3 separate regions of the Homo sapiens genome follow, and all the other regions are linked to region 1. A link is a loop called in an ENCODE intact Hi-C map of the cell type or tissue named here. Cell type or tissue: PC-9. All regions are shown on one strand. Links, peaks and the distances in the headings refer to the core of each region. The heading gives the core; the rest is flanking DNA.

Evidence for each region. A loop is a pair of places that touch in the nucleus more often than their neighbours do. Peaks named below come from ENCODE experiments on the same cell type or tissue, not always from the same donor. Only the 100,000 strongest peaks of a DNase experiment are listed, where the experiment ranks them.
Region 2: it touches region 1 in a loop (9-fold over the local background); 7 of 110 quality-filtered maps call a loop at or near these places.
Region 3: it touches region 1 in a loop (15-fold over the local background); 14 of 110 quality-filtered maps call a loop at or near these places.

What each region holds. Positions count from the first base shown.
Region 1 is chr20:43,742,904-43,749,881 of GRCh38, forward strand. All of the region lies in intron 1 of LOC101927200 (a long non-coding RNA gene), which reads left to right. Among named protein-coding and RNA genes, the nearest start is that of GTSF1L, 19 kb to the left of the region's middle. RefSeq lists an enhancer at 2,766-3,585 and a silencer at 6,961-6,978. In PC-9, for the core only: no CTCF peak of the experiment used is centred there; a DNase peak (open chromatin) is centred at 3,628; H3K27ac peaks cover 1,356 bases.
Region 2 is chr20:43,535,016-43,541,993 of GRCh38, forward strand. It overlaps L3MBTL1 (L3MBTL histone methyl-lysine binding protein 1), which reads left to right. Exons shown (of 22, transcript NM_001377303.1): 17 at 822-921; 18 at 1,082-1,279; 19 at 1,394-1,443; 20 at 5,136-5,293; 21 at 5,738-5,800; 22 at 5,919-6,880. The coding sequence ends at 6,113. Among named protein-coding and RNA genes, the nearest start is that of SGK2, 21 kb to the right of the region's middle. In PC-9, for the core only: CTCF peaks have their summits at 3,255 (motif pointing right) and 3,455; a DNase peak (open chromatin) is centred at 3,256.
Region 3 is chr20:44,200,313-44,207,290 of GRCh38, forward strand. OSER1 (oxidative stress responsive serine rich 1) reads right to left here. Exons shown (of 4, transcript NM_016470.8): 2 at 6,569-6,686; 3 at 2,649-2,762. The coding sequence starts at 6,645. Among named protein-coding and RNA genes, the nearest start is that of OSER1, 7.0 kb to the right of the region's middle. RefSeq lists an enhancer at 3,418-4,617. In PC-9, for the core only: no CTCF peak of the experiment used is centred there; a DNase peak (open chromatin) is centred at 3,989; H3K4me3 peaks cover 1,634 bases; H3K27ac peaks cover 2,500 bases.

The DNA of each region.
Region 1 (6,978 bases), core at 2,506-5,005:
GTCCCCATTCTGCTTCCTCTACACTAAGATCTAGTCAGGATCCTTCAGGTGCCCACAAGGCTCTGCACCCTCCGAGGGCTGCCATACCTGGCCATACCTGGCATGCGCTTCCTTCCTATCCTCTCTGCACACCAGCCACACTGGCCCATCCTGGCCACTCCTGGGCTCCGTGCTCTCTGCCACCACATGGCCTTGGCATCTCCTGCTTTCTGTTGTCTTCTTTCTTTACGTGCAGAAGCTCCTGCCTGGCCTTTGGAGCTCAGCCTCCCCTGAACTCTCTGACTCAATTAAATTCCTCTATTCTTTACCCTCGTAGCCTCACATGCCTTTCCTTCATAGCATTATATGACAACTGTCATTTTACATTTATTTCTTTCTATTTTCTGATGAATGCCTGCCTCCCCCAGTAGACTATCAGTCCCCAGAAGCATGCACCTTGTCTTTTTCAATTCATTGCTGTATCTCCAGTGCCCAGCACAGCACCTGGTGCATAGCAGGTGCTCAAGAAGTATTTGTTTTGAATAAATGAATGATTTAGAGCTGATCACAGCTGGAAGAGCCACTGAAGGTCATCACTATTATTAAAAGTAGATCTCAAGGCTTAGATCCCAGGGAAGGGAGGACCCCAGAGAAGCCTGTGAAATGAGAGTCAAATTTTAGAGTGTTGCCGGGCATGGTGGCTCACCACGGCCATTTGGGAGGCCGAGATGGGTGGATCACCTGAGGTCAGGAGTTCGAGAGCAGCCTGGCCAACATGGCAAAACCCCATCTCTTACTAAAAATACAAAAACTAGCCTGGAATGGTGGCGTGCGCCTATAGTCACAGCTACTCAGGAGGCTGAGGCAGGAGAATGGCTTGTACGCGGAAGGCGGAGGCTGCAGCAGGTTTTCTGTGTTTTTAGTTTCCTAAGCTTGGCTTGGCACAGCACACACAAAGCCATGGGGACCCAGAGCTTGTGACTTACACCGTGAAGCACAGGGTGGGGAAGAATGAGTGACAGTGAAGAATGTTCCCTTGCCCAAAAGGAGATGATTCGGAAAAGAGCAGATGGAGGAGGTGTGGTTAGGGATAGGAGTTACTGGGTCCCCAAGAATGAGTCCAGCACCCCATCCCTCAGAGGATAGAAACCCATGTTAAGGTTGTAGGGATCCCGGAAGACTCACAGAGAAGCCCACTTTGGTGGAGCAGCAGTGGCAAAGGGAGGTGTTGGAATGCAGTGGCCTCAGGACAGCCTCCTGGGGATCTGGGATCCTGCACAGTGTGAGGGAGCAGATTAGAGTTCTCACACCCCTGGAGAGAGCGTGCACGTAGCTGGGGTGGATGACTGTCCTGGGGGGGCTCAGGCTCCCAGGAATGGGTGATCAGGGACCATGGCAGACCTATAGTCACCTCTGCAGAGGCAGTGGGGACTGGGGTGACTCAGACTCCAGCGAGGTCAGCGAGGAACCCTCCCAGCCAGGCGACTCACCCCAGATGCTGGAGTGGTAGGTAAGCCCCTCCCCACACCAGCTGCACCACCTCTGGGTGGAGTGTGTGTGTGTGTGTGTGTGTGTGTGTATGCATGCCGGATGCGTGTCTGAAATCTGAATTCAGTGAGTGTTTACCTAAAGAACAGTGGAGTGAAGTGGCTGCTGTACTTCATGTTTGCAACTGTTTCCCACCTTCAGTGGAAATGGGAGCTTAAAAGCTCAGATAAGCCGGGGCGATGGCTCATGCCTGTAATTCCAGCACTTTGGGAGGCCAAGGTGGGTGGGTCACTTGAGGTCAGGAGTTTGAGACCAGCCTGGCCAACATGGTGAAACCCTGTCTCTACTAAAAATACAAAAATTAGCTGGGAGCGGTGGCTCGTGCCTGTAGTCCCAGCTACTCGGGAGGCTGAGACAGGAGAATCACTTGAACCTGGGAGGCAGAGGTTGCAGTTAGCTGAGATCACACCACTGCGCTTCAGCCTGGGCAACAGAGTGACCAAAAAAAAAAAAAAAATCAAAAACTCAGATAAATTAAATATGCAGAAATAGAGAAAGTAATAGGTTTTTATCCCTGAAGATATAGTCTGGGAAATTTATACTCATTCCATAGTATTTATACGAGTATTTTTACTCATTCCTTGTATTGCTTGAAGTTCCAGCGAAGAACAGAATCCTACTCAGATGGATTTCATGGACTATTATGGAGAGGTGGGCGGGGCAAAGAGCCCCAACCAAGGCTGCAGAGGCTCCCAGGCACCAGCAGCAAGGGGAAGCCTGCCGGGGTGGGGTAGGGGATTATGCTGTTGAAGTCCATTGACAGCTGGAGACAGAAAGTAGAACCACCCAGCAAGAGCTGGGGTTGAGGGACTAAGCCACTGCCCAGAATGAGACCTGAAGAAGGAAGGAAGCAGGAAGAAATATCCCTACTTCTCTCTCTCCTCCCAGCATCCGAAACCTGGAAGCCAGCCAGCAACGATGTGTGGGTGATGCAGTCCACAGGGGCCAACCTTCCAGGGCCCACGGCAGGGTGGAAAGATGGGTGGAGGGGGGCTTGAGTTAAAGAACAGATGGGGAAACTGAAGCCCAGACAGGGTAAGGACTTGCCTAAGGTCATTTAGCAATTGAAGGGCACCATGAGGACTCAGCCCCTGACTTCCTTCTTCTCATAGGAGGGCTTCCTGCTCAACACCGTGCTTTATTGCCTGCACACACAGCTGCGTGGTCGCTTCTCATTTTCAGACTTTGTTGTAAAAAGAAGTCGGAAAATGCAAACATTGTATGAAGAAGAAAAGAATGTGTTGGCGTCTAGTCTTCCAGGCTGCCTCTCTGTGTGTGGACACATATTGATTTATTTTAATGTTCTTAATTTTAGATTCGGGGGGGGTGTGTGGGCAGGTTTGTTCCGTGGGTATATATTGTGTGATATGGGTTTGGGCTTCTGTTAATACCCAAACAGCGAACATAGGACCCGATAGGTAATTTTTCAACCCCTGCCCCTCTCCTTCCCTCCTTGCTTTTTATTTATTTTGGAGACAGGGTCTTGCTCTGTCTCCCAGGCTGGAGTGCAGTGGCACGGTCTCAGCCCACTGCAACCTCCGCCTCCTGGGTTCAAGCGATTCTTGTGCTTCAGCCTCCGGAGTAGCTGGGACTACAGGCGTGACCACCACTCCCGGCTAAGTTTTGTATTTTTAGTAGAGATGAGGTTTCATCACGCTGGCCAGGCTGGTCTTGAAGTGACCTCAGGTGATCCACCTGCCTTGGCCTCCCAAAGTGCTGGGATTACAGTCGAGAGTCACCACCGTGCCCGACTCCTCCTTGCTTTTAGAGTCCCCAGTGTCTTTTGTTCCCAAATGTGTGGACACACATTTAGTAAAAATGGGAGTGGGCTTTGTAAACCTAAAAGTATTTGAGACAGGCCTCAATCAATTGAGAAGTTTATTTTGCCGAAGTTAAGGACATGCCCAGAAGAACAGAACACAGAATCACAGAAACAGTCTGTGCCTTTCTACAAAGATGATTTTGAGGGTGTCAGTACTTAAAGGGGAAAAGCAGGCTGGAGGGAAACGAGGGAGGGTGTGGTCATATTACTGAATTCACATGTTGCAAGAGAAAAGGAGTAGATGGGGGACTCGTCAATTATGTATTCATCTAGCACTCAGTAAATTGGCACTTTAAGTAAGATAAGGTGAACCAGAGTAATTGGAGATATCTGGCCTTTTATCTCTACCTATCTGCTTAGGCACAAAAGGGAAGGCGTTTTCTTGCATGACTCAGCTTTCAGCTTAATTTTTTTCCTTTGGGTAGAGTGAATTGGAGTCCCAAGTTTTATTTTCCTTTCACAGTTTAGGAAGTCGGGAGAGGTGGGTTCGCCTGGGAACTCATAGTGAGACCTGCACTCTGAATTCCTTGGAAGACAGAGGAGAAAAATGAAGGGAAAAAAAAAAGGTGGGGAGGTGGTGGAGGGAGAGAGGGAATGGTTGGTGCTTTGGCCAAGCCTGAGTTTCCCCAGCTGCTCCTTGTTTAGGCAGGAGAGACAGGCAAACTGCAGAGCACTTGTGAGTTCCCATGGGAGCCCCTGCGCCCTGTGGGTCTGTTTCAGCATTGTCCTCCGTGCTGGGGATATCCCAGCTCCCAGCTTCCTGGAAGGCTGTCGTGTTAACCACGTTAACACTTTGTGTGGGGCTCAGCACTTGTGGAGTGCCCGTTTAGTTCTTAGAGTCGCCCTGTGCAGGGCCAGGTAATGCCTACCACGTCCTAAAATGCACTGCGTGCCCCACTGTGCCCCACTGGAGGTATGTGAGTGACATTTCATGGTGTTTTGGTGGACAGTTTTAATTTCAGTAATTACATATTGATATGGTTTGGGTTTGTGTCCCTGCCCAAATCTCATGTCAAATTGGAGGAGGGCTCTAGTGGGAGGTGGTTGGATCGTGGACGTGGATTTCCCCCTTGCGTTCTCGTGGTAGGGAGTGAGTGCTCATGCGATCTGATGGTTTAAAAGTGTGCGGCACTTCCCCCTTCATGCGCTCTCTCTCCGGCTCTGCCATTGTGAAGATGTGCCTGCTTCCCCTCTGCCTTCTGCCATGATTGTAAGTTTCCTGAGGCCTTTCAGCCATGCTTCCTGTACAGTCTGGGCAACTGTGAGTCAATTAAACCTCTTTTCTGTCTTTCTTTCTTTCTTTTTTTTTTTTTTTTAGACAGAGTTTCGCTCTTGTTGCCCAGGCTGGAGTGCAATGGCACAATCTGGGGTCACTGCAACCTCCGCCTCTCGGGTTCAAGTGATTCTCCTGCGTCAGCCTCCCGAGTAGCTGGGATTACAGGCATGCGCCACCACGCCTGGCTAATTTATTTTTATTTTTTTTTATTTTTAGTAGAGACAGGGTTTCTCCATGTTGGTCAGGCTGGTCTGGAACTCCCGAGCTCAGGTGATCCGCCCACGTCGGCCCCCTAAAGTGCTGAGATTACAGGCGTGAGCCACTACGCCTGGCCTAAACCTCTTTTCTTTATAAATTACCCAGTCTCAGGTAGTTCTTTATAGCAGTGTGAGAATGGACTAATACACATGTGTTTTAATGCATCTTAGCGGGGCTGATCATAAACATATTTGACAACTGAATGGCACAGGCATCAACGAATCAGAACGGATGCTAGCAGTAAATAGCCATGAATGTCTCTGGGACTCATAACTGAACTGAAAGGGGCTCAATTTTCCCCACCCGCCTGGTGATTGGGGTGCTCATAGTCCCCCAAGAGTGGGTTCCTGCTGTTTTCACCCCACCATCCTGGCCTCCAGAAATCCACTCTGAGCTTTGAGCTTCCATACAGGGAGCTCAGGGGAGGGTAGGGAAGAAGAAAGGAGCGTGGGGGTGGGGGGAGGGCTGCTGCCTGGAGCTGCCTCTCACACAGGACCCCCTGGATGGTCACTCTGTTTCTGGGATATTTAACCCCTGAAACTGTCCCCTGAGCAGCTGTGTCACCCCTGACCTGCTGCTCAGTGTCACCCCCTCTTTTATTTTAAGAAACAGAGTCTTACTCTGTTGCCCAGGCAGGAGTGCAGTGGTGCAATCATAGCTAACTACAGCCTCAAACTCCTGAGCTTAAGCAATCCTCCTGCCTTAAGCAACCCTCCTGAGTAGCTGGGACTACAGATGCATGCCACCATGCCTGGCTAATTTTTAAATGATATTTTGTAGAGACAAGATGTTGCTATGTTGCTCAGGCTGGTCTCAGATTTCTGGGCTCAACCAATCCTCTTGCCTTGACCTCCCAAAGTGTTGGGATTATAGGCGTGAGCCACTGCGCCTAGCCTCATCTCTCCTGTTTTCATGTGTGCCTTTGTAAATTACTTGTATTTCACTGGTTACTTTTTGTTTCTATAACATGTTTTATTGTGACACATAAAATGCAGGAAAAAATGCATAAAGCTCATATGTGCAGGTTAACACAGGACTGTAAAAATATCCTACACAAAGAAGGAGAACTGGGTTCCCTGGGGCCCCCACCATCTCTTCCCATGACAGCCTCCTGATCCCCAGAGAAAAGCACTATCTTTTTTTTTTTTTTTTTTGAGATGGAGTCTCTCTCTGCCGCCCAGGCTGGAGTGCAGTGGCACAGTCTCAGCTCACTGTAACCTCTGCCTCCCGGGTTCAAGCGATTCTTCTGCCTCAGCCTCCCGAGTAGCTGGGACTACAGGCGTGCACCACTACACTGGGCTAATTTTTGTATTTTTAGTAGAGACAGGGTTTCACCATGTTGGTCAGGCAGGTCTCAATATTCTGACCTCAAGTGATCCGCCCACCTCGGCCTCCCAAAGTGCTGGGATTTACAGGCGTGAGCCACTGTGCCTGGCTATCCTAATTTTTATAACGCTAATTTCTTTGCTGTTCTTTATAGTTTCACCACTTAGGAAAGCCCTTGTTTGTTTTGTTTGTAAAATGACAGTCTTTTTATTTATGAAAATCTTGGTAATCCTGGTTTTGTTTTCATCCCCTCCCCACCATGTCCCCTCCTCTCCCCCAGCCCACCATTTATGGCAAGTGAAATCCACCTCTGTTTACTGTGGGTATTCATTTCTCTCTTAACATGAATTATAATACATAAATACGTTTATTAAAAATTTTTTTTTGAGACAGGGTCTCGCTCTGTTGCCCAAGTTGAAGTGCAGTGGGTGATCATAGCTCCCTGCAGCCTCCAACTCTTGGGCTCAAGCGATCCATCCTCCTGCCTCAGCCTTCTGAATAGCTGGGACTACAGGAGACAGCCACCACCACACCCGGCAATTCAGAGAAAAATTAAGTAAAGAATAGCATGTATAAATGAGATGGGCAAGATGATGAAGGTGGTACCCAAAGAACTGAAGTTTGGGAAACGTTGATTATCTTCCATTTATGAAGAAAAAAAAAGTCTTGGGGAGGTCTCTGGAGGGTCAGGGACTGGAATCCAGGTGCGCTGACCTAGGCCGACGTGGGCCACCGGGACACCACAGCCCTTGGGGCGCCGGCGGCCGGT
Region 2 (6,978 bases), core at 2,231-4,730, 210 kb before region 1:
GCTCTGACTCCCCATGCCCAAATATGACACAGAGGGCTCTGATGCCTACCATGAGTTCCAGAATCCCCCATCTGCCCCACCCCCGGACCATCTGCTACACTAAGCAGTGCTTCTGGCTACCCCAGTTGTCGGGGTTTGGGGTGTTGAGGTGCAAAGGGGCAAGCTCACTTGGTTGCATGTGCTTCAGAGGTGGTCAGGCACCCAGGGATTTCTCTCAGCATCTAGCAGAGCCACACTGAGCGTGCACTGTTTGCTAAGGACATGATGGCTTCCTAAAGTAAATTCTGATTGTCTGTGCAGGCAGGGGTTAGAGTTCAGGTCACTGGGCTGCTCAGCCCCATTTTCACCCTTAGGATTTCCCTTCCTTATTTCCCTGCTGCAACCGTGTTTGTCTCACATGGGGTGTTGATCCTTCTTGAATGTTCTCCAAGCATAGGCAGAGCCTTAAAAAAGTTACCAAAGTCTTGGGGATGAAAACAAGAAAAAGAACTGAGAGTGACATGAATCTGCCAGATGTGGCTTCTAAGGTATGGCTACACCCAACCAGCTCTGAGTGGCTCTTCTCCCCCAGAGTTCTCTCAGAGACTGAGGGCATAGCCTGCAGGTTTCAGCAAAGTATTAACATATGAGAGCTAAGCCCTCCTTACCCAGAGAGGGGCAGATATCCAGTAACACAGAATGGTGTCACAGCCAACGCAGGGCCCTCATCCTTGGGGAGTGGGTTTCTAGTGCTGATCTCCCCAGTGGAAACTGCTCCTTCCGTGCCCCACACTCCCCACCCCCAGGACTCCATGAGGACCGCCTCCTTTCTGCTCTTTTAGGACCCAGAGAGCCCAGCTCTGCCTCCCCTGGGGGCTGTCCCCCTCTCAGCTATAGGAGCCTGCCCCACACTAGGACCTCCAAATACAGCTTTCACCACCGGTGAGTGAAGGTTCCTGGTGAGAGACCCTCAGCGTTGTTTTGCACTTACTGCATGCAGGCGACTGGGGTCCACCAAAACACACTCCAGCTGGGACCAGGGCTGAGGAGGGCTCAGCGGGGACCAGTGGATTAAACCCAACTGAAGTCTCTTCTTCCCCAGGAAGTGCCCCACTCCTGGTTGCGACGGCTCTGGCCATGTCACAGGCAAGTTCACAGCTCACCATTGCCTCTCAGGCTGCCCACTGGCTGAGAGGAACCAGAGCCGGCTGAAAGCGGAGCTGTCTGACTCGGAGGCCTCAGCCCGCAAGAAGAACCTCTCAGGCTTCTCCCCAAGGAAGAAGCCTCGCCATCACGGCCGGTATGGAGGCCAGGGAATCAGGGCCCGGGCTTCCTGGGGGTGTGGGGCCTTGTAGCCTCTTGGACTGGGCCAGACACTGATTCCCTGCCATGGACCTGGTCCGTCTTTCTCCAGAATTGGACGCCCTCCGAAGTATCGAAAGATTCCGCAGGAAGATTTCCAGAGTAAGTCTGGGTTATCTGCTCCTATGTCCTCCACCACAGAGTGTTCACAGCGAGTGCTCTGTCATTGGTGGGATGAGACAGATTTCCCAGAGTGGGAGAAGCTAGAAGGAGGGCTGTGCCTCTTCGTTTGAGATACTGAGAGCACAGAGCAGTGGCAAAAGCAGTGGAGGGGCCTTGAGTGACCTTGGGTTCCAATCTCATGTCCCCCATGGCCTTGCTGTGAGTCTGTGGGGAGGGTACAGAGCTTCTCGGGGCCTTTGGTTCTCACTGTGCAGCAAGATGATGCTCCTGCTCTTCTCTGATTCTAGGCTTCCTGGGAAGGAGGCCATGGCCATCACTTTCTACCTGTGTGATCTTAAGCAAGTCACTTAACATCTTTGAGCTTCAGTTTTCTCACTTGAGTAACTGGATAAAACCTGCCTTTCCATTGTCAATACCTGAAATAACAGTGGTTACTACCACTGCTTACTGAGCATCTACTATGGGCCAGGCACTATGCCAGGTTCTTTACACATACTGTGTCTAACTCTCACAAGAGTTCTCTAACATGTATATTGTTCTTCTGTGAGAGGAGGAATGTGAGTCTCAGAGGGTGATGTCACTTGCCCAAGGTCATTCACCTTGTAAGGGGGAGAGCTGGCATTCCAACTCGGATCTGGCCTGACTCCTCCTGCTGCATGCTGCTGGTATAAGAGACATAAAGCACCTAACCCAAATGTCAGTTCACTTCTCACTCCCCTTGCACTAGCGTGCTTGCTGCTGTAACAAAAATACCATAGACTGGGTGGCTTACACAATAGAAATTTATTTTCCACAGTTCTGGAGGCCAGAAGTCCAAGATCAAGGTGTTGGCAGGCTTGATTTCTTCTGAAGCTTCCCTCCTTGGCTTGCAGATGGCTGCCTTCTTGCTGTGTTCTCACATGGTCTTTCTTCTGTGCACAAGCATTCCTGGGGTCCCATGATGTGTCCAAAGTGTCTCTTCTTGTAAGGATACCAATTGAATTGGATTAGGGCCCATCCTAATGACTTCATTTTAACTTAATCACTCTTTAAAGGCCCTTTTTCCAAATGCAGTCCCATTCAGAGGCACTGGGGGTTAGGGCTTCAGCATATGAATTTTGCGGGGACACATTTTAGCCCATAACATACTTCAGCGGGAGGGGCATAGTGGCTGAGCCCTCCCCTAGGTGGTGAATTCATCTTACATCTTCAGCCACTAGTACAGGGCCTGATGCACAGCAGGGACGCCTCAGTTGAATGGAATGCATGTCATTTTAAGGCTAAAAGAGACCTTGAGAAATCACCTGGTTTAGTGCACCTTGGCGAGACCCAAGCTGTCCCAATTCTTCAAGAACAGTCTCTGTAACCTGGGCAGTAAGTAACATAGTGATAAAAAGCATAGCCCTGAAGTCAGACTACCTTTTACAGGCTGAGAGATCTTGGGTGGGTGACACTCCTCTCTGAGCCTCACCTTCCTTATCTGTAAAATGCTGATAATAATCGTACCCACCGTATGATGTGGTGAGAGGCTTAACTGAGATGTTCCATGTGAGGTGCTTAGCACAGCTCCCTGCCAGTATTATTAGTCTGAGTCTCTTGCCTCACTTCCTCTTGCTGTCATCTCATACTGTTTCCTCTTTGTGGGAACAGAAGCAGTTTCTTCAGCCTCAGACCTGAGTGATGAGGGTCTTGGCCAGCACCTAGACCCTCAGAGTAAGGACTCCTAAGGATCAAACTGCAGTGGGCACCTCTTGTACCCATCTGTGGTACCCATGGTCAAGTCCACTGCAGGACCAAGTTCTGACCACCAGAGGGCACTTGCCTACTGTGTTCATCCCAGAATTAGGCTGTAGAATTCTTGGGAAGCTACATCTTTCCAGAGGCTGAGACTATGTCACGGAACTGGCAAAGAAGGGCTCACCCAGATCCTTGAGGCACTTCAAGGATAGAGCAGGGGTCATTGCCCAGGTCTCACTTCCACAGGGCACCCCTGCTCTTCTAGCTGGCCTGTCACCCAGAAGAGCCACTGGTCACTCTGGGTTTTGTTCCAGAGGCAACTTCTTACATACTGGTGGGTAGACCTCCTTAGTGTAGGCTCTGAGGTTTGCTGGTGAACAATTCCATAGGAAGATCTGCCCGGAGAGGACAGGGCTTGGCTGGGCTTAGTCTTTAGGCCTAGGAGTGTCAGCTACTGAAGGAACTGAGGAGCCATGTCTGACCTGCAACTGGATGGTCTGCAGTTAGATAAGACACTGTAACTGCTGGTAAGCACTCCTGGCCTGTGCTCTTCCCTGTGCTCTGGGGAAGAAAGATAAGGAGAAAAGCTCCCTACAAACTTGATGTTGTCTCCCAAACCCCACCCCAGGGTATGAAACCCAGATACAGGGTTTCAGAGAGGGAGTACCTGGGTGTACCAGAGGCCAAACCTGTGGCCAGGTAGATGAGGTGCTAGTGGTGCTAGCTGTCATGAGAGATGCTGAGTGTGCCCCAGACGGGCCATGAGAGGAGCTGGCTGAGCAGGGAGATGGGGCTGTCTGGGGTATGGGCAGGTATTAGGATTTCGCTGATGAACAGAGAGAGCAGCAGGAAGGCAGTGGCACAGAAGTGTGGTTGGTAGGGCTGAGGATGGAATCCCAGAGGCTTTGTGGGTGAATGGAGGTGGAAAAGCCAGGCTGAAAGGCTGACACTCAGGGAGAGAGGGCAGGACAATCTGTGACCAACAGGGAGGGTCTTTGACAAGAGGGCACTTGGAGGTGCTGCATTGATGAGCATCTGGAATTAGCACCAGGAGAATAAAGAGCCAATGCTCCTGGACCATGGACAGAGGCTGGGAAAACCCCTTGGGAAAGTGGCCACATTGCACAAGGCCGGCCAAGGCTGACAGCAGTGAGTGGGGCCAGGTTTGTCAAAGCAGCCAGAGGGGGATGAAGTCCAAGTTGGCACGTGCCAGGCCCCACCAAGGGGGAGGCCAAGCTGAGCAGCATCGGTCATCAGCTCAGTACAGCTGCTTGAGGTAGGAGGTTGGGGCCAGTGATCCCAGAGGCAGACCAGGAAGCAAAGCCACAGGCAACATGGAGCTGGGGAGTGGGTCAGGGATCACCCTCTAGTGCTGGCATAGGCAGTAGTACAGACCGGGCTGGTGGAGGAAGGGGAGGAACTGGAGCTTGAGGCAATGGCAGTGGCCAGAGGGGTGGTCTTCAGCCTGGTCAGGGGGACTGTGATTCTGAAGCAGAATCACCCTGGCTCTGAGAAAGTTGGTCGTGGCCCGGAAGGACTCATGAGAAGAAGAGTAAACAGAGTGGACTTCTGACATCAAGGCTGAGCTTGTTTGGATGTTAAGGACCCTTTTGATGGTTGGCATCTAGAAAATTATGTCTTTAGAGATGCTGCAGCAGCTCCAAGAGAGTATCCTTGCAGGGCCCAGGGTGGTGCAGCCTCAGAGAGACGGGGTGAGGGTCATTCCGAATAGCTGACCTGAGAGTCTTTAAGAGAGTCACTTTACCAGCAGGAGTGAACACTGTGTGAGGAGTCAGGAGATACGGCTCACCCTCTTGACTCTACAGGCTGTCAGAAGGGGCCCGGAGTCCTGTCTACTCTGCCAGCCAGTCTCCTGAGTGGTGTGGGTATGCATGGGCTTCGGGAACAGTTTAGTCATCCTCGTTGGCCTGCCAGCCTCTGCCTCTGCTTTCCAGCCCTCACGCCCGATGTCGTGCACCAGTCCCTCTTCATGTCAGCCCTGTCGGCCCACCCTGACCGCTCACTCTCAGTGTGCTGGGAGCAGCACTGCAAGCTCCTGCCAGGAGTAGCGGGCATCTCAGCCTCGACAGTCGCCAAGTGGACCATCGATGAGGTGAGGAGCGAGGGCCCTTCTTTATCCTTCTCTTCCTCTCCTCCTCCCTCTCACCATACCCTGGTGGAAAGGCCCAGGTCAGGTAGAACCCGGTACCACTCCTGGCACTACCTCTTGCTCATCTGTCCTGTGCACAGTCCCTTCTAGCTGCCCAGTAGGGGCTGACTGAGACCCTTCCTGATAGGTCCATTATGGCAGAGGGGGCGGGGGCTGTGCTGCTGTTTCAGCCAGAAATCCAGCAGGAGAGGCAGGCTTCGGTCCCAGGCCTCAGAAGCAAGGGGCCCAACTTGGCACATCTGCCAGCATAGAAACCCTAGGATCCTTTTAGGCTGGTGAGAAAAAGCAGCATTGGCACAGCTCAGAAGCACCTAGGCTGTGGAGGCCAGCTCTCCCTACATGCCTAAGCTCTGTCCCCTGGTCAACATGTCATCTTTGGTTTCCAAGGTCTTCGGCTTTGTTCAGACCCTGACAGGTTGTGAGGACCAAGCACGCCTCTTCAAAGACGAGGTAAGGTGCAAGTGCAGAGTGGGAGACAGAGCCGGGGTCACTGTCCTTAAGACGGCAGGAAGCAGGTGCCCTCCCCAGCGTCACTTCTGCTAAGGAGGGACCCGTGTTGCCCCACCAGGCAAGAATAGTCAGAGTGACCCATGTATCTGGGAAGACTCTAGTCTGGACTGTGGCCCAGCTTGGGGACCTTGTGTGCTCAGATCATCTTCAGGAAGGAAAAGGCATCCTGGAGACAGGAGTCCATTCACTCCTCTGCTCTCTACCCACTCATTTGCTTGCCAAACTTAGCTTTGCCAGTGATAGTCAATATTAAAGTGTACTTTTTTCCCCTTTAATCCAATATAGTTGATAATTAAAGTGTATTTTGAATGACACAGATATTGTGATTTACTGCAAGGATCCTAACACACACTTAAAATCAAGAGCCAAGGAGTAGTGAGTTGTAGATAAAAAAAGAATGTCAGCTTTGGAGACAGTCTGGGTTTAAATCCCAGTTCTGTCAATTTGAGCTGTTTACTGTCTCTGAGCCTACATCTTCTTGTCTGTAAAATGGAGATAAAATGGGTTTAATGAGGTCTACCTTGCAGAGCCATTGTGAGCATTGGAAATGATGAATGAATCATACCAGAACGTCTAGTATAATTACAGTCATGCATTGCTTAACGATGGGGATACATTCTTAGAAATGTGTCACTAGGCAATTCTGTCATTGTGTAAACATTATAGAATGTACTTACACAAACCTAGATGTTATATGTATTTTTATTTACATGTATATTTTCACATGAAATACCAAATGTCACAGCATTATTACTGAATGTCAGTCATTTCCCCTACTTGATCTGCAATGCCAATATCAAGGGCCATGTATCAGGTTTCTGTATATGTTCCACTATAATCTTATGGGACCATGGTTTTAAATGTGGAATCATTGACAGAAATGTCTTTATGTAGCATATGGCTGTGTATCACTAGTATATAATAGAGCAATATTATGGAGGAATATGTAGATCCAATCACTTTACCTATACAAAATGACTGCTATGGTGGGAACACAATAAACACCAGTTTTGACTTTTAGTGCATAGTTGTCCTTAAGTAAAGAACTTTGTCGGCCGGGCACAGTGGCTCACGCCTGTAATCTCAGGACTTCGGGAGGCCACGGTGGGTGGATCACC
Region 3 (6,978 bases), core at 2,446-4,945, 460 kb after region 1:
ATTCCACAAGGTTCTCCTTTCAGGCTAGTCACTCTATCCTGCGACTGTCTCAGCAACTGAAGACAGAATGTGTCCACCAGCCAGGACGGCCAACCCCAGGCAAACAGGGTAGAGTAGGAGTTTTCTCTCTTATTTAAGCACTTATTAATATCCTTGAATTTTTGCTTCTTGGCCTCCAACGGCTAAAAAATTTACCATACGGTGCTTTACAAAAAAAGTTTGTCAACCTCTGACCTAAAAGGCAGTACAGAGACAAGGATTTGGAAAAAATGTAAAAGTTAAGAGAGATGACAGAGTAAGTCTGGAATTTCTGAAGAAACGAATACAGAGAACAGAGGACAAGTGATTTTTATAGACATAATGACCAAGAAATTTTCTGAATTGATAAGAGAATCTATGAACACAGGAAATACACTGGAGCAGGATAAAAAGAAATCCACATAAGAGACACTCTGTAGCAAAACTATAGAATAGCAAAGACAACAGGAAGATCTTAAAAGCAGCCAGAGACTAGAAAGATTATTTCCAAATTAATAACAATTGGATTGAAGGTATGCTTTTCAATACCAATGTAACGAAACCAGAAGACAATGAACTGTACCTAATTTAAGTGCTAAGAGAAAATAACTGTCAATCTAGAAATATAATGTCAACTATATCAACTCTATCTTTCAAAACCAAGGAAGAAATAAAGACATTTTCAGATAAATGAAAGCAAAGTACAGTCTTCTGTATCCACGGATTCTACACTTGTGGATTCAACCAGCAGCAGACTGAAAATACCCCTTCCACCAAGTTCCAAAAAGCAAACCTTGAATTTGCTGTGCTCTAAGCACTATGCTGAGTCTGTGTGAGTGAAGTGCTGTGTAAGCATTGTGGTAGGTATTATAAGTACTCTAGAGATGGTTTAAAGTATACAGGAGAATGAGCATAGGTTGTATGCAAACACTATACCATTCTGTCTAACAGACATAAGCATCCTCAGATTTTGGTATTGAGAGGGGCGTGTGAGTGGGGAGGACCTGGAATTGATCCCCCATGGATACAGATGATTGTTATTTACCAATAGGACCTGATGGTATTTAACATCGGGGGCCCTTTCAAATGTATTTATATGGAGTTATACAATGCAGAGGTCCTATTTACTAATAATAAACCTTCACTAAAGAAACTACTTTAGGAAAAAAGTAAGTGATTGTATATGGGAGGTCTGAGGTGAAAGCATGGTGAGGAAAGAAGATATAAGCAAACAGAAAAATCTAAATAAACACTGTCTGCTTAAATAATAATAAAACCTAGTCTGTGAGATTAAGTAACGACTAAAATATTGGGCAACTATATCATGGAAGTCAGGAGATCAGAGGAAAGGGTTTCTAAGGAGAAGGGCTAAATTACCATTAATTTTTGTCTTTGTTAAAAGCATGCATGGTAAAATCAAGGCTAACAACTACTGAAAGAATAGAAACAAAGTGTGCCATTTCCAAACCACTAGAGGAAAAGAACAAACAAAATCCTTGAAAACAATTGTGTTTAAACAATTGGAAAGGAAAGGAGGAGAGGTAAGGTGGGAAAAAAATAGAAAAAAGCAGGACAAATAAAGTAAAATGACAGAATCACTTCTGAAGATACCAATAATCAAATAAATGTAAATGCACTAAACTCAGCAGTTAAAAACAAACTGATCACATTGAATAAAACAGAAAAAAATAAAACCTAGTCATATGCTATTTATATGAAACACAGCTAAAATACAAGAACACAGAACGCTTGAAAGACTAGTAGGCTGGGTGTGGTGGCTCACACCTGTAATCCTAGCACTTTGGGAAGCCGAGGTGGGTGGATCACCTGAGGTCAGGGGTTTGAGACCAGCTTGGCCAACATGATGAAATTCTGTCTCTACTAAAAATACTAAAATTACCCGGGCATGGTGGCGGGCACCTGCGTAACCCCAGGTACCTGGGAGGCCAAGGCAGAACTGCTTAAACCGGGGAGGCGGAGGGTGCAGTGAGCTGAGATTGTGACACTGCACTCCAGTCTGTGTGACAGAGCAAGAACAAGATTCCATCTTAAGAAAAAAAAAAGAATAGAAAAAGACACACAAGCGAAACACTAACTAGAAGAAAACTTTAAGACAAAAGCCATTATGAGGGATTAAGAATGTCACTACATAATAAAAGTTTCAATTCACCAGAAAGAAAACATTCTAAACCTATGCTATATAAATCCAACAAAATAACCTCAAGATACATAAAGCAAAAACATAGAATTTAAAGGGAAAATAGACAAATACACTTCCATGGGGTAGATTTCAACATACATCTCTATTATTTGTAAGTCAAGTTGACCAAAAAATTGAAAAAAAGGTTCCAATAACACATTTAAAAGCCTGACTTAATGGACAGAGAACCCAAGAATAATTAGAGAAGTCCCAATCTTCTCAAACAGACATAGAATATTTGTAAAAATTGACTATGGACCAGGCCAAAAAAAAGTCTCAGCAAATTCAGCAAAAGAAGGAATAGGTCCTCATCTAATCATTGGGTCTTAGGTTCTATATCATAACCTAACTCTTTTCTGGACACTCAGAAAGGAAAATCCAATACTATTATAATATTGGAATAAAAATCATCTCAATAAGAAGCTCTTACCCGTGCCAACTGTCTTTAGATGCACATGTGGTTTTAGGTTTGGTATCATCTGTTGCTGTTCTGACTGGTGCTCTGACACCTGTGCCTTCTCCAACAGACAGAGATGCTACAGACCTGAAGACAAGAACAAAGTTTACAGCTACAAAAAACTGTAAAATGAGGAGAACATATTGTTCTCACTAGCTCAAATACAACTTTTATCAATACATTTTTTTTTCTAGTTTGGGTTTCTCAAAAATTGCTCAGCTTTTAATGTAAATTTTCCTTCAAAACCAAATCTAGAGTATCCCTAAAAGCCCATGGCTGCAAAATCATAAGCCAAAGAATGACTGGTAAGTGTACCCAGCAGCAGGATATAAATAGACTTTCAGGCTGTTTCCCTGGGGCAGATCAGGCCTTATGGCCAGAGAATGCTAATGACACTGACCATTTATCTTATGCGGGCAAACCAGAGTCATGGAACTAAACTTAGTTTAGGAGACTCCATCTAACTTAACACTGAATACATTTTCAAATATTATGCAACTTTTAGAAAAATATTCTAACTTTTGCAACAAATGAACTTGAAATATTACTCAGAGTTAAATCCTTGCGGTTTAAAATTATACAGATAATATGGGTTCCCAGTAAAGAACGTGAAAAAATCTAAAAGCAAGAAAAACAGAATCATCCATACCTCACAACCCAGAGACTACCAACATCAAACATTGGTGGAAATCCTTCCAGACTTTTTTCACACACACACACACACACACACACACACACACACACCCCTCCTACTATACATGCTATGGTGTTGACAAAAATTCTTTAGAAAGCGACATTAATCTACTAAAATGAAAGGATGTTCAACAAAACATAATTGAAAGTAAAAAGTAACTGGGAATAACCTAAATATCTAATAGAAAAAAAATACTGTATTTCTAAATTATGGCATATCTATATGGCAAAATGTTGGGAAATTATTAGAAATTAAGTGTACAAAGAACTTTTAATGATATGGGGGAATGCTTATAAGGAGAAAGCAGCATGGTTAAACACCTATACATATATTATGATCTCAACTATGTAAAATAAGTATAGGCTATCATGAACCAGTGGTCTAGATGTTAACAGTGGTTACGGTAAACTGTGATTTTTACTTCTGTTTTTATCCTGTTTTGTTTTTGTAAATTTTTCTATAATAAGCATGTATTATGTTACAATCAGATAAATAGGATATTGTTTTGTAATAAATATATAGAGATTTGTCCTAATAAGACAAATACCACTAAGGAAAACCTGTTGAACAGGATCATGCTAAATTCCTGGCAAGGCCTGGTTAGTTTATGAGTCAATCCTCAGATATCCCATTTGTAAACTGGCAACAATATAAAACAACTAGAATGTATGATACACTACTACACAAGTCTTATTCTGCTTAGTCATGCTAATGACTCACCCCTTCTCTTATTTCATTTTCTCAAATATTCTCCTTCCCTTCTTATAATTTTACTCAAGGCAGAATATATGCTACAAATATAATTTTACTCAAGGCAGAATACATGCTACAAATATATAATTTTTTTTCATTTCAGCTTTTACTTTAGATACAGGTGGTACATACACAGGATTGTTCATGGGTATACTGGACCCAGGTAGTGAACACAGTACCCTATAGGTAGGTTTTCCACCCACATTCCGCTCCTGCCCTCCCCACGCCAGTAGTCAGCGGTGTCTATTGTTCCCATGTCCACGTGTGTTCAATGTTTAGCCCCCACTTCTAAGTGAGAACATGCAGCATGTGGTTTTACAAATACATAATTTTTGACCATATATTTTGAAAAATTTTTAAATAATGTTCCAAGTAATTTTTAGGGATACCAAAATGGCTTAATTTTACTTTTTTTTTTTTTGAGACAGGGTCTCGCTCTGTTGCGCAGGCCGGAGTGCAGTGGCATGATCTCAGCTCACTCCAACGTCCAGCTCCCGGGCTCAAGTGATCCTCCTACCTCAGCCTACAGAGCAGCTGGGACTACAGGCACGCACCACCATGCCTAGCTAATTCTTTGTTTTTTTGCAGACGGGTTTCACCATGTTGCCGAGGCTGGTCTCAAACTCCTGAGCTCAAGTGATGTGCTCACCTTGGCCTCCCAAAGTGCTGGAATTACAAGCATGAGCCATCATGCCCGGCCTGGCTTTATTTTACATTTCAACTTCTTAAAACATCAGGAAAGAAGTCCGTGTATCAAGAGTTACTTATACAAAATTACACACTAAGAGATTTGTATGTATAATTGTGGGTACACATTCCTAGTATTTTCCTGATATAAAAAAATTATTCCTATATAAGAAATCACAAAGGATACACTGCAGCCACAATCTGGAACTCTCTGCTTCTCTGCTTTGCTTCTGTTTCCCAAGACAATTTATCAAAGTACTGATATGAACTGGCAAGTTGACCATATTAGAAAACCATCAGGAGGAAAGATATGTTTTTGAAGTAACATGGAAGCAAATATGAGCACCTATAACATCTACTGTGCAAATCTATCAGCATAAATCTTCTCATTTGATAGCCCAAAAATAGTACTAGCAATAGGCAGGTGGCTGTAACAACAACTAACATCTAGTTTTCACTTTGTGCTAGGTACTGCATGCATTTCTTCCTATCGCCTTCAAGGTACCACATAAAGGATGGTTAAGAGCAGAGGTTCTGGGCCAGACGCAGTGGCTCTCGCCTGTAATCCCAGCACTTTGGGAGGCCGAGGTGGGTGGATCACCAGGTCAGGAGATCAAGACCATCCTGGCTAACACAGTGAAACCCCGTCTCTACTAAAAATACAAAAAATCAGCCAGGTGTGGTTGTGGCCGCCTGTAGTCCCAGCTACTCGGGAGGCTGAGGCAGGAGAATGGCGTGAACCCGGGAGGCGGAGCTTGCAGTGAGCTGAGATTGCGCCACTGCACTCCAGCCTGGGCGACAGGGCCAGAATCCGTCTCAAAAAAAAAAAAAAAAAAAAAAAAGAGCAGAGGTTCTGGAGACAGGCTATCTAGGTTCAAATCCTGGCTCTGCAACGTCCTACCAATGTGACTTTTAGCAAGTAATTTAATTTGTGTGAGTCTCATCTGTAAACTGAAATGACAGTAGTACCCATGTCCTAAGGTGTAGTGAGAATTAAATAATGCGCACAAAGTACTTAACCCAGTGTTGAGGGCACAGGAAGTGAATAATAAACTTTAATGATGATGATTATTACTTGTGGGTGTTCTACTCTGAGCTTCCAGTGTTTAGTTTCCATTTATGAAAAGAAATTCTTATATCCATTAAAAATGTTGATTTATTTTGGCCTGGGAGAAAGAATTGGTGTGAGAAGAGTCTTACACAGAACATTTTGCAAAGGGTGAAATACTAACATTCAGAGAGCAGCTGGTATGCAGGTGCTCTAATTAGTTTGGCCAAAGGGTCCAAGGTTATTGATCTCAGTGACAGAACCCTCCTGAATAGAGGTTTCCATAGTGATAGACTGAGCAATCACAGACCATGAAATCTACAATGTCTTCATAGATTTCCACTGAGCCAACCCACTTTTAGTGAAAAATACTGTGATTCCCTTGAGATGTATGATAAAATCCCTAGTGGGACACCGCTTGATAATCTTTGATTAAAAAGAAGTGGGGGGGAAGCCCTCCTCAAAGTGAACGAAACCAAAACACCCAACCTGGGAGGGCAAATGAACTGCTACTTTTCAAATTTAACCAAAGGGTTTTCTTTTTAAACTAAAACAATACTGTGCAGAATCTGGAAGAATGTCGCACTATTAGCATTTATATCTTCTTTCAATAATGAGAAATATTAAAAGAGGAAGAGCTTTTTAGGGAAAAGGGACTATTTAAAATAAGTAAACAAATAATTCCAAATAATATATTACATATTTAATTACCCTGATGCATCCACTCTTAATTTTTTGAAAGCAGTCTGTAGACTCTCCTCCTCTCCATCCTTGGCTTCGGATTTCATTGTGCAAGTTTTTACACTACTTATCGATGTTCCTGTTTACACTAAAAAAGAAAATAAAGTGAGCAAAGTAAAAACAGGTGGGATCAAAAGTATACCTGTTACCATTACTGTTAGAAAAAAAAAGCAAATTTTTATTTCAAAAAGGAAGTTTCAGTGTAGATAACTGGAGACTATAGGTTTTATTTCTTAAAGGGAAACAAATGAAATGATACCAAAAATGGATATGTACTATGACAGAATATAAACTGTTCACATACTTGATGCCAAAATCCTATTACACAATTTTGGAAACTAGATGATCTAAAATCTATGTTTCAGTATACATACTTTTTA